Linked DNA regions of Homo sapiens: region 2 is linked to region 1. The links are chromatin loops, found by intact Hi-C in ENCODE. Cell type or tissue: psoas muscle. All regions are shown on one strand. Region 1 holds the start of CACNG1 (calcium voltage-gated channel auxiliary subunit gamma 1). Region 2 overlaps CACNG4 (calcium voltage-gated channel auxiliary subunit gamma 4).

Evidence for each region. Peaks named below come from ENCODE experiments on the same cell type or tissue, not always from the same donor. Only the 100,000 strongest peaks of a DNase experiment are listed, where the experiment ranks them.
Region 2: a loop joins it to region 1, with 2.4 times the contacts of the local background. A loop is called at or near these places in 3 of 110 quality-filtered maps.

What each region holds. Positions count from the first base shown.
Region 1 is chr17:67,042,193-67,047,192 of GRCh38, forward strand. It overlaps CACNG1 (calcium voltage-gated channel auxiliary subunit gamma 1), which reads left to right and starts at 2,362. Exons shown (of 4, transcript NM_000727.4): 1 at 2,362-2,697. The coding sequence starts at 2,469. In psoas muscle, no CTCF peak of the experiment used is centred here; DNase peaks (open chromatin) are centred at 1,269, 2,309, 2,909 and 4,429; H3K4me3 peaks cover 4,768 bases; H3K27ac peaks cover 5,000 bases.
Region 2 is chr17:66,973,610-66,978,609 of GRCh38, forward strand. All of the region lies in intron 1 of CACNG4 (calcium voltage-gated channel auxiliary subunit gamma 4), which reads left to right. Among named protein-coding and RNA genes, the nearest start is that of CACNG4, 11 kb to the left of the region's middle. RefSeq lists enhancers at 1,870-2,824, 2,825-3,778, 4,523-5,000, 4,884-5,000. In psoas muscle, a CTCF peak has its summit at 2,125 (motif pointing left); DNase peaks (open chromatin) are centred at 2,272, 3,269 and 4,982; H3K27ac peaks cover 114 bases.

The DNA of each region.
Region 1 (5,000 bases):
GAGCAGCAGAAGTTCCTGGTTGCTGTCCTCACCAAGGCCTGGCATCTTTGAAGGGCCTGCAATGTCATCATGGCTGGCGCTGGGTGCACCCTCTGGGCTGGGCCCTTTCAGGGTGCTTTCCAAGGCCGTCAGAGGCTCTTGGCACCGAAGAGCTTAGGGCATCCACCCCCACCACACCAGGAAATTCAAAAGACACTTTCATTTTTCCAATGACACTGTATTTACTTGTAATGCTAAAATTAAATAGCTTCTTTCTAGATTTTCTGTCTTAAAACACTGGAACCCTCTTCTGGCTCCCCAGCTACTGCTTTGCTGGGTGCCTGGCACTCAGTAGGTCTAATCAAGCTGTACAGCACCTCCTGAGATCCCCAGGTGCCAGGATCCTGAAGCTGGGCCCCCACAAACAACAAGAGAGGGCTCAGAGGCTGCAGCCATGTCCCAGCTTCTGGGAATTCCCCATGGAGATGGTCTACCCACCTGGTGACAGGCAGTTTCTCCACGAGCTGAAGCAGGGGCGGTGGCATATGTCAACAGTCAGTCAGTGATCAGTCAGTTGTGATGGATTAGCACCCACAGGGAACACAGAGGTGGGGGGACAGGGAGGAAGGGAAGCAGAGATGAGAACAGTGGGGAGATAAGCTCTCAGGAGATTGTAATATGTATGAGAGACTGATTTTAAAAATATGGAAGTTTGGATGGAACTGCAATAAGCACAAGCCAGTGGCTGGAGATGCGAGGGTTCAGCTCAGCCCTGGGGCTGTTCACCAGGTAGTCCTGGCTCCTCACATCTCCTCTCTGGGCTGCAGATTCCTAATCTGTCACAATAGATCATGAAGTTTCTTCCCAGTTCCAACCATTCGTTATGACTTTGGGCTCTGGGTCCTGAAACCTGGATTCCTCATTTTCTCGCTGTGTGACCTTGGACAAGTGACTTCATGTCTCTGAGCTTCCATGTCCTTGTCTGTGAAATGGCAGTAACCGTTGTAGTCCCCTTGTGGATTGGTGTGAAGAGTAACTGTGACAATGGATGAAGGCTTAGCAGGGTACCTGGTAGATAGTAAGCACTCACTGAAGATGAGCCACTGTTCTGATTATCATCATCATGAACTTTCTGTGATTCTAAGGCTGGAGGCCGAAACATTTCTGTCCACATGGGCAGAGTCTCTGTAAATCGTGTCAATCTGAGGCCAGGATTTTGAAGCTCAAGGCCCCACCCAGCTCAGGAGGCTATTCCTGGTCATGCGTCAGCCTCTCGGCTACACCCAAAAAGGGCCACCCTGTGAGCCGAGAAGGAAGAGATGACACAACCCAGGAGAGATGTAGAGGCTGGAGCCTCGGAGACCAGCCTGGGGGCCAGGCGGGTGCACAGGACCGTCGGAGGGTGGTCGATCCCGGGCTTTCTGTGTTCTCTGCACGCCCATGAGCTCCTAATGATCCCCTATAAATCAACCTATTCATTCTTTTTTACTCACACACTTATTTTTCAAATTCAAACATAACTGGAAAGTCGTTATCACCTGCTGTTAATAGAAGGCAAAACCAAACAGTGCCCTGAAAAACAGAATGACCAAGTCCAGCAGGATTCCTCGTCCTCTTCGGGCCGTTCTCGCTTTGTTTCAAAGGACACTTTACAGGCAATAATGACACTGACCTCGAACAGAGCTTTGCTCTGGACCCAGTTTTGGGGATGGAAAGAGAATTGAAAAGGAAGTAATGTTCTCGTGGAGGGATCAGAGTTGGGTAAGGCCAGACCTGGGAACCACCTAAAACCTTCCTATGGTTTGGGGGATGCCGTGGGGTTTGTGGCTAAAACGCTTGCCTAAGAGGTGGACTCCACAGGCCCTGGACTGGGTTCCCGGGATGTCATTAGACAGAATCCTAGCCCCTCAGATCCCAGGATGAGAACCTACTCACTGCCCTGCCGGTAACAGGCTTACCCCGTGGGAGCCCGGGACAGCCGTGCAGCCCGCAGCTCCTGGTCTCCTCCCCTGGCCTGGGCTGCCCTTTCCCATCAGCCCAGAGCAGGCAGATCCCCACCCCCGGGGCCCTGCTGCCCACCTCTCGCCCTCTCCCAACTCAGGCACCCTGAGCTGCTACTCACAGAGGCCTCAATCTACCATCCAGAGCCTTCTCTCCTTGCCACCCTGCCCCGCCGCACTGGGGTATTTCTGGCTCCCAGAGGGGCAGAAAACCCTGAAACCCGAGCAGAAGCTGTCCTCGGTGCCACGCCTGGAGATGGGCATTAATAGCAGCCTCCCTCAGGCCCCTGACGCGTCTGGGCAGCTGCTCAGCACGTCCCGCGTCCCTCGGCCCCAAGGCCAGCCCACTCTGGCTCAGCCAGGCACACTAAACTTAGTGGCCACTCCCAGCTCGACAACCACTGCCACCCCCCAAGCTCGGCTTGTCACCTGCCCTAGGAGACGCAGCCGCCGGACCCTGCCCAGGGCACCCACGCCTCGGCGACCACCATGTCCCAGACCAAAATGCTGAAGGTCCGCGTGACCCTCTTCTGCATCCTGGCAGGCATCGTGCTGGCCATGACAGCCGTGGTAACCGACCACTGGGCTGTGCTGAGCCCCCACATGGAGCACCACAACACTACCTGCGAGGCGGCCCACTTCGGCCTCTGGCGGATTTGTACCAAGCGCATCCCCATGGACGACAGCAAGACCTGCGGGCCCATCACCCTGCCCGGGGGTAACGTACCCACCCTCCGTCCCGATCCCCACCTCCTGCTCTTCCCCGTCATCCCCCTGGCAAAGTTGCCCTTGCGAAGGAAGGCAGGTTTCTCTGCCTAGAAATAGGGCAGCCGCCCAGCCTTTTCTGCCCAGGGAAGAAGATATGAATTGCATGTGTGGTGCTGGTGGCTGGGGCTGGGTTGTAAGACGAGGGCGTTTGTCCCAGCTATTTCTGTCTGGCTGGACCTTGGGGCTTTTTGCCCAGAGCAGAGAGCTGGGCAGGCTCAAGAAAGGAACTGCAGCTCTACCAGCCCAGGGACTTCTGGGCCCCACCTGCTCACTCTCTCCCTGCAAAGAAAAGCTAGGTGGCTCTGTGTCCTCAGGCTAGGGGGACCCATGGGGCTGGCAGGTTTGTTCCTGGCCTCAAGGCAGGAGAGGAGAGAGCATAGGCGATGGAATTTGCAGGGTCCTGTGCAGAATGAAAATGCAGGGTTCCTTGCTCCAAATTACCAAGGATTTCAAGGCAGTGACAGCAGCACATGAAACCACACATGGGCCCTTGTGGGCTCTGGGCCTGGAGCAGCTGCACAGGTTGAATGTCTGTGAAGCAGGACATGGCTGTAGGCTGTAGGTGAGCCACCTGCCCCCACCTTCTTTTTTTTTTTTTTTTTTTTTTTGAGACAACTTTGTCGCTCAGGCTGGAGTGCAGTGGCATGATCTTGGCTCCCTGCAACTTCTGCCTCCTGGACTCAAGCGATTCTCCTGCCTCAGCTTCCCCAGTAGCTGGGATTACAGGCATGCACCACCACACCCATCTAATTTTTGTACTTTCAGTAGAGACGGGGTTTCACCATGTTGGTCAGGCTGGTCTCGAACTCCTGACCTCAGGTGATCCACCTGCCTTGGCCTCCCAGAGTGCTGGGATTACAGACGTGAGCCACCATGCCCGACCTCCACCTGTCCTTTTGTCAGGACTTCAGTCCTCTATGCATCCTGTCTTAGCTCAGACCCTGTCAGAGTTACAAAGCATTTCCTCACCCTGTAATTTAAGCGTATTCCTCGATTTCCTACCGTGTGACCGAACCACACGTTGAAGGTAAGGTCCTTTTCAGGAGTACCTGGTAGTCGCGTGACTAGCCTCTATTCTGCAAATGCAGAGGCTTCTGGATTCTTAGCAAATACAGCACTTTAGAGGAAAGAGTGCTCATGGAGACCAGGCAGCCAGGGATCTAATCGCCATTGCCCACTACCCTCAAATGACCATCCAGGGAGGACAAAGCTCATCTCAGCCTCTGCTTCTTCCTCTATAAAATATGGGACTGACTCTCAGCAACGTGAGATCCCTTCCTCGGCTTACAGACGCCCATCCACAGTGGCAGTGGAGCAGAGTGATGTCAGTGTGATGTCCCACCTGGTTTTCAGGATTATTTCCTCTTTTATCAGACTAGGTGTTCCTTGAAACCTGTCCTTCAAGGACACTAGGGCTAAGTCCCCAAAGATCTTGCAGTCTGCTTGTGAGGCAAAGAGCACAGACCCCATCCTCCCTTGTCTCTGCTCCCTCTTCCTTCCCTCCTGCTTGCTCCAGAGATCCCCTCCCTTGTTCAGCCCCACTGGAGGCCCAGAAGACTCATAAGTGCCCAGCTGTTGTAGAAACACCAAGTCCCAGGGCTGAGAGTGACAGGTGTGGCCATGTGCTTGCAGGGTATCGCATAGCCCGGATGCCCATGCCCCTTGGCCACTGCTGAGCACACCCATAAACAGGAACAGCCTCCAGCCAACTCCCCTGGGCAGGGCAGGGCAGGGCAGGGCAGGGCAAGGCAGCTTCTTCAGGGACCACACATGGGGACGTGCTGTTACAGTCCTGTTCACCCGTCCTTGGAACCATCTGCCTTTTAAAGTCAGAGCAGAAGACTGGGCAGTGAGCAGAATCCACACAAGGAAGAGACAGGCTGGTGAGAGGTGACTGGACCAATTGCAGGGGGCCAACAGGCATTGCTTGGCCTTGAGCCTGACAGGATCTACCTCTTTGCCTTCTTAGCCTAACCAGCTATGAACCACACCTCCCACACTTGTGACACTGAGCACTACCTTTCCCCCAGTAATCTTCCAAAATATGTTCCTGCCTTTTTCCCTCTCTTTTCTCTGCAAATGGACATCTTTCTCCTTCCCCATCTGCCCTTCTTGTGCTCCCTGGGACCACTCTTCTCTGGAGGGAGGAAGTGGGTTCATATGTGGCCCGTCATCTATTATTAACAACAATAATAATAATGGCACATACATGTAGCCCTGTGTGCCAAATATTGTTGTAAACGCTTTACATAT
Region 2 (5,000 bases), 69 kb before region 1:
AGGTGCAGAACAGCGATGGAAACTCCCTCCCGTGGTGTCTGTGCCTCGGGCCTCCATCGCGGTTAACCTGCATACAGTCTCAGAGAAGCGGCACTGCCCTCCATGACAGCCTCCCCTCAACAAGGATGCTCTCTCCAGCGGGTGCATGGGCTTGGTCTCCTGGGAAACAGCTTCAAAAAGGGAACAAACTGGTTCTAAGCTCCAGGGAGAGGCCAGGGAGGGCCTGCCTGGATCTGCCCCCAACGTCCCGTCCCCCAATTCTTGTTCTGTATCCCCATGAGACTCCGGGAAGTGCTGCGCGAGACTCTCTTTTCTGAACTGCGAGGCAGGACATGGTACCAGACAAAGGACTTTTTTTCTAGCATTATCAACTTCTTCCAATGAAAAACTTTTCAAAGCTGTGAAAATGACATCCCGTGATTTTACTGTTTGTTTACTTCTTCCCCCTTCAACCATAAAAGGAAGAAAGGGACAAGATAAATAAAGAGATGAGGGACTGGGGCGGATAGAAAAATCAAGTAGGAAAATGAGAGATGATGGCTGCGTCCAGCTAGTGTCCACAGTACCGACTGCAGAAGCCAGCTGGGGGCCGAGGCAGGCCACAGCTTTGTCGCTGAGCTTCCTGGAGGCCAGGACAAAGAAAGGAGTGTGGCCAGAGGTGTGTTCACAGGGGGCATACAATAAAAGGGGAATATTTCATAATAGAAGCCCAGCTCTTCCTGAAACAGAGGCCTAGAAAAAACGATGCCCCTTATTCGAGGGACATTCTGTTAAAATGGACTCTGTTGAAAAGGCAGCATGGGGTAGGGGAAAGAGGCCAGGCTTTGGGGTTGGACCTCTAGAGTTCAAAACCCCAGTTTCCAGGCAGCTGTGTAGCTTTGGGCAGGTTAGGTGACCTCTCTGAGTTCTTGTTGATGTCTGGAAAGTGGGATAATGAGGCAGTGAATGGAAAGGTGCCCAGCACATATCTATGGATGCCCCCCGCGCAGAGTGCTCGTTAGGGTACCTCTGGGTGGAATCAGTGGTCCCTGGTGTCTGCATTCTTCGAGGCTCCTGGGTGTGAGCCTATGAGGTGGAGACAATGACAGACTGAGCTGCCAACCCCGAATGTGCACAGGGGACCCTTCTGGTGAAGCACCACAGCCTTTACAAAGCAGCCACTTCCGCCCCCACAGGCCCCAGGCTCTCTGCAGGCTTTTCCCAGGGTCTATCTGGAGTTGGGCTTGAGTCAAACCCTTTCCTCCCCCATTAGTCCACGTGGAAGCCGCCGCATCAGATGGCTTTGCGGTGCATGGGCTTGCAAGGGCTTTGGACTTTAACTGGAGCTGCTCTTGCACCCCTCCCTCCCTCCCACCCTGACGCCGTGACTTGCCTCTGAGGACTGTAGACCCAGAGCAAGCTCTCCACGTCACCACATCCAACACGGCCTGCCTGCTACCATGGCAAGCCCACAGAGGTGGAGGTGTCGGGAAATGCTGTTTAACTGCCTCTCCTCCTTCCACCGCTATCACCCCATTTCTGAAGGAGAATGTGGAAAGGTAGAGGGCAGTTTCTTGACTCAAGCCCAGCTCCAGACAGAGCCTGGGAAAAACCAAATGAGTAAAAATCATCAGTCTCCCTGGCTCACCTGCCACTAGCATCTGTCACCTCCTGGGCCCAGGGACACAGGAAGGGGCTGGATCTTCATTCCAGCTCCCCCTTTCCTCCCCACCATGAGTCCACATGGAAGCAGCAGCATCAGACGGTCAGCATTGAAGCCACATGGCCCCGGGTTTGAGTCCAGACTCCCACTTGTCAGCTGTGTGTCTTCAGACAAATTGCCTAACCTCTCTGAACTTTGTTGTTCAGAGAGCAATTTTTCCTTCATTGTTAAGTTAGGAGCATCATAGAATCAACCCTGGGGTTGTGAAGTTATATGAGAAAAAACATGGAAAATACCCCTTCTCGTGCCTGGCACCTTATAGATATTCAAAACATATCATCGCTTTCTCTCTATTTCCATGTTTCCTGAACCATGGAATTTTTCCCAGAAGACATAAGTTGCCCAAATTTTGTAAGCTGCCCCAGGTCAGCTCACCAGCCTGCAGGGTCCAGGAATGGAAGAAGCTGAGCACCCCCCAGTGGAGGCCACGGTGTTATTTCCTCACCTCTCAGAGGCAGGGCGTTCTGAATGGCTCCTGTGAACTGCAAAATCAGAGACTGAGGCTCTCAGCTGGGAGCTGAAAGAGGGCCTAGCACCCAGGCTGTGGCTGGGCTGGGGATGGCAGCCACCCAGGTGTGTGTTCCCAACATCACATTTTCTGGCACAGTGACTTTGCCAAGTGCCCTAGCCTGGCCCCAAGGAGGCAGAGAGGAACTGGGGAACTTCCAGTAGCCTCAGGGGTGGGAACTGAGTGCCCAGATTGATACTCAGGAACAGAGACAGCGCTCGTGGGGGTTGTGACTGACCCTCGCATCTCCCTGTCACTTACCGACACCTGCCGAGAGCCCTGCCGCGTCAGGTGACCTCCCAGTGTCTCAGGGCCAGGGCCAGGGTAGAGGAGGACAAGGCACCGGAGTGAAAACCATCAGGATTGGAGTCAGGGGACCTGTGGCCTGGTCCTGACTCCGCCACTCACCATCTGGACAGTCTTTGGCTTGTCACTCAACCTCCTAGAGCCTCGGTTTGCTCGGCTGTCAAATTGGCAAATAAAACCTGTCCTCCCCTCCCTCCTCCCTCTGTCTTTCCTCTTTCCTCCTGTCGTCCTCCCCTCCCTTCTCCCTCCATCCTCCCCTCCCTCCAACTTCTTTCCATCCCTCCATCCTTCCCACCTCCATCCCTCTCTCTAACTTCCACCCTCCTCCCTCCAACTTCCCTCCCTCCTTCCAGCTTTCCTCTATCCTCTCCATCCTCCCTCTTTCCCTCCCTCCATCCTCCCTCCCTCCTTCCTCTCTTTATTCTTTCTTCCTGGTCCCTCCCTCCCTGCATCTTCCATTCCTCCTTTCTCCTCCCCATCGTCCCTCCTCCCTGCCTTCATCTTCTTTCTATCCCTGAGTCCTCCCTGCCCCGCCCCACCCCCAGGGTTCTGTGAACATCCAAGCCAAGGATGTTTGTGAAAGTGCTGTGAGAAGCACAGCGGCCGTGCTCCCACAGAGGCACCACACAGGACACAGTGACTTCAGGCTCCTTTTCTTGGAAACACTGTTGGCTGTGGCCTCTTTTCCCTCTGACACCTTGGCAAGGAGGAGCCTGCTGGTGGTAACCTCACACGTCGGCTGTGCTTCCCGCCAGTGTGGTCTCGCTTGGACAGCACCGCCCCCTCCGTCTCCAGCCCACTCAGTCACCAGTTCATCCATCCAGCAAATGCTGCCAAGAGCCTGCTCTGTGCCTAGCAGAGACAGAAGTCCCTCTCCTGCAGTATCCCTCGGGGTTCCTTTCACCCTCCCCAGGCCTATGGGCTCCACCTCCGACACACGCCCACTGCCTTCCTTCCCTCCACCTCTCTCCATCTCAGAGCACTCCCAGCTCTGTCATCTCTCGCCTGGATGCCCGCTGTAGAGTCCTGACTGGTCACTCTCCCTGCTCTCCACACACAGCCAGAAAGAGCTTGTAAAAATATCAACCAGATCACATCATTCCCCAGCTCAGTACCTTCTGGTGAGAACACATCCCTCTGTGATAAAGTCAGGCTCATTCCCTGATACCTGAAGCCCCATGGATCCAGCCCGCCCCACGGATCCAGCCCGCCCCACTTTCTGACTCTCCAGGAGCTTCGTGCGCAGAAGGGAGTCGAAGATGACATCTGAACTAAGTCTGTGTGATGGTCAATAGGACGGGGGTTGTGGGTGGGGGATCGATGAGACCTGCATTTGAATCCTGCTCTGCCCTGTGTTAGCTCTGTGACCTTGGACAGACTCCTTAGCTTCTCTGGGCCTCAGTTATTTTCTCATCTGTAAAATGGGGATATAATGATAGACCCTCCCCTCCCCCATCTCATCAGATGATCAGAACGATTAAATGAGATTGGACATGGGAAGCCCTGAGGGTGGCCCAGGCACCACGGGGCAGGGAGCAGAGCTGGGTGCAGAACCAGACCTCACCTCTCTCTTGTTTTTTTCTGAGAGCTACCACACGCACCTGCAGGGCCAGGGGCTGCCTTGGAGAGCAGAATTACTTAAAACTGTGTCGTCCTTAGGTGTTTGTGGGGCACCTGCTGAGTGCCTGGCTTCAGGCCGGGCATTGTGGGCACAGAAAGCCCCCAGGGTATTTACTCTCTGGTTCTGGAGACCCTGGGGCACCAGCAGTAGGACAGACACCATACAGGGCACGATGTGGAGAGGGCAACAGAACACGTCCTAGACGTTAGGGGCTCCTCCCGGACGCCCTAAGGAGGCCTATCCCATAGGGTTGTCAGGAGAATCAGATGGGAAATACGCACAGGGCTCCCCGCACATCTGTCTCACCATAGACCTGAAATAAACAGCAACTCTTTTGCTTGGCATCTTGGAGAGGAGGTAGGATATGGTGATAAAGGGCCCAGATCCCAGAGTGAGTCAGGGTTTGAATCCAGGATCTGCCTCCTACTAGCTGTGGGGCCTTAAGCCAGTCATTGCACCTCCTTTGAACCTCAGTTGCTTTCTCTGCAATATGGGGTTGTTAGCGATACCTGCTATGCAAGTTTGCTGGCAGGAGTCGCGATAAAGTATCTAAGTGCTTGCTTTGGAGCTGGCATAACATGTGTTCAATGCATGTAGTTATTCTCATCTGCTAACCCAAAAAATACGTGGTACATGGGGACAGGGGAGGGGACCCAGAGTGAAGATGGGTCTCAGAGGAAGGGGGGCTTCGGTTCTTAATTCCCAGGGTTCCTCCTGCCCACTTCACCCCTCCCCCACACACCAAAGCACAGGCAAGAAAAGGACACAGATCCCCAAAGACTCCCTGAGGACATTTCAGGACACCCAGGCTCCCTTCCAGGGGCCGGACAGTCCGGCCAAGGCCATGTCACCAGCTCATCATT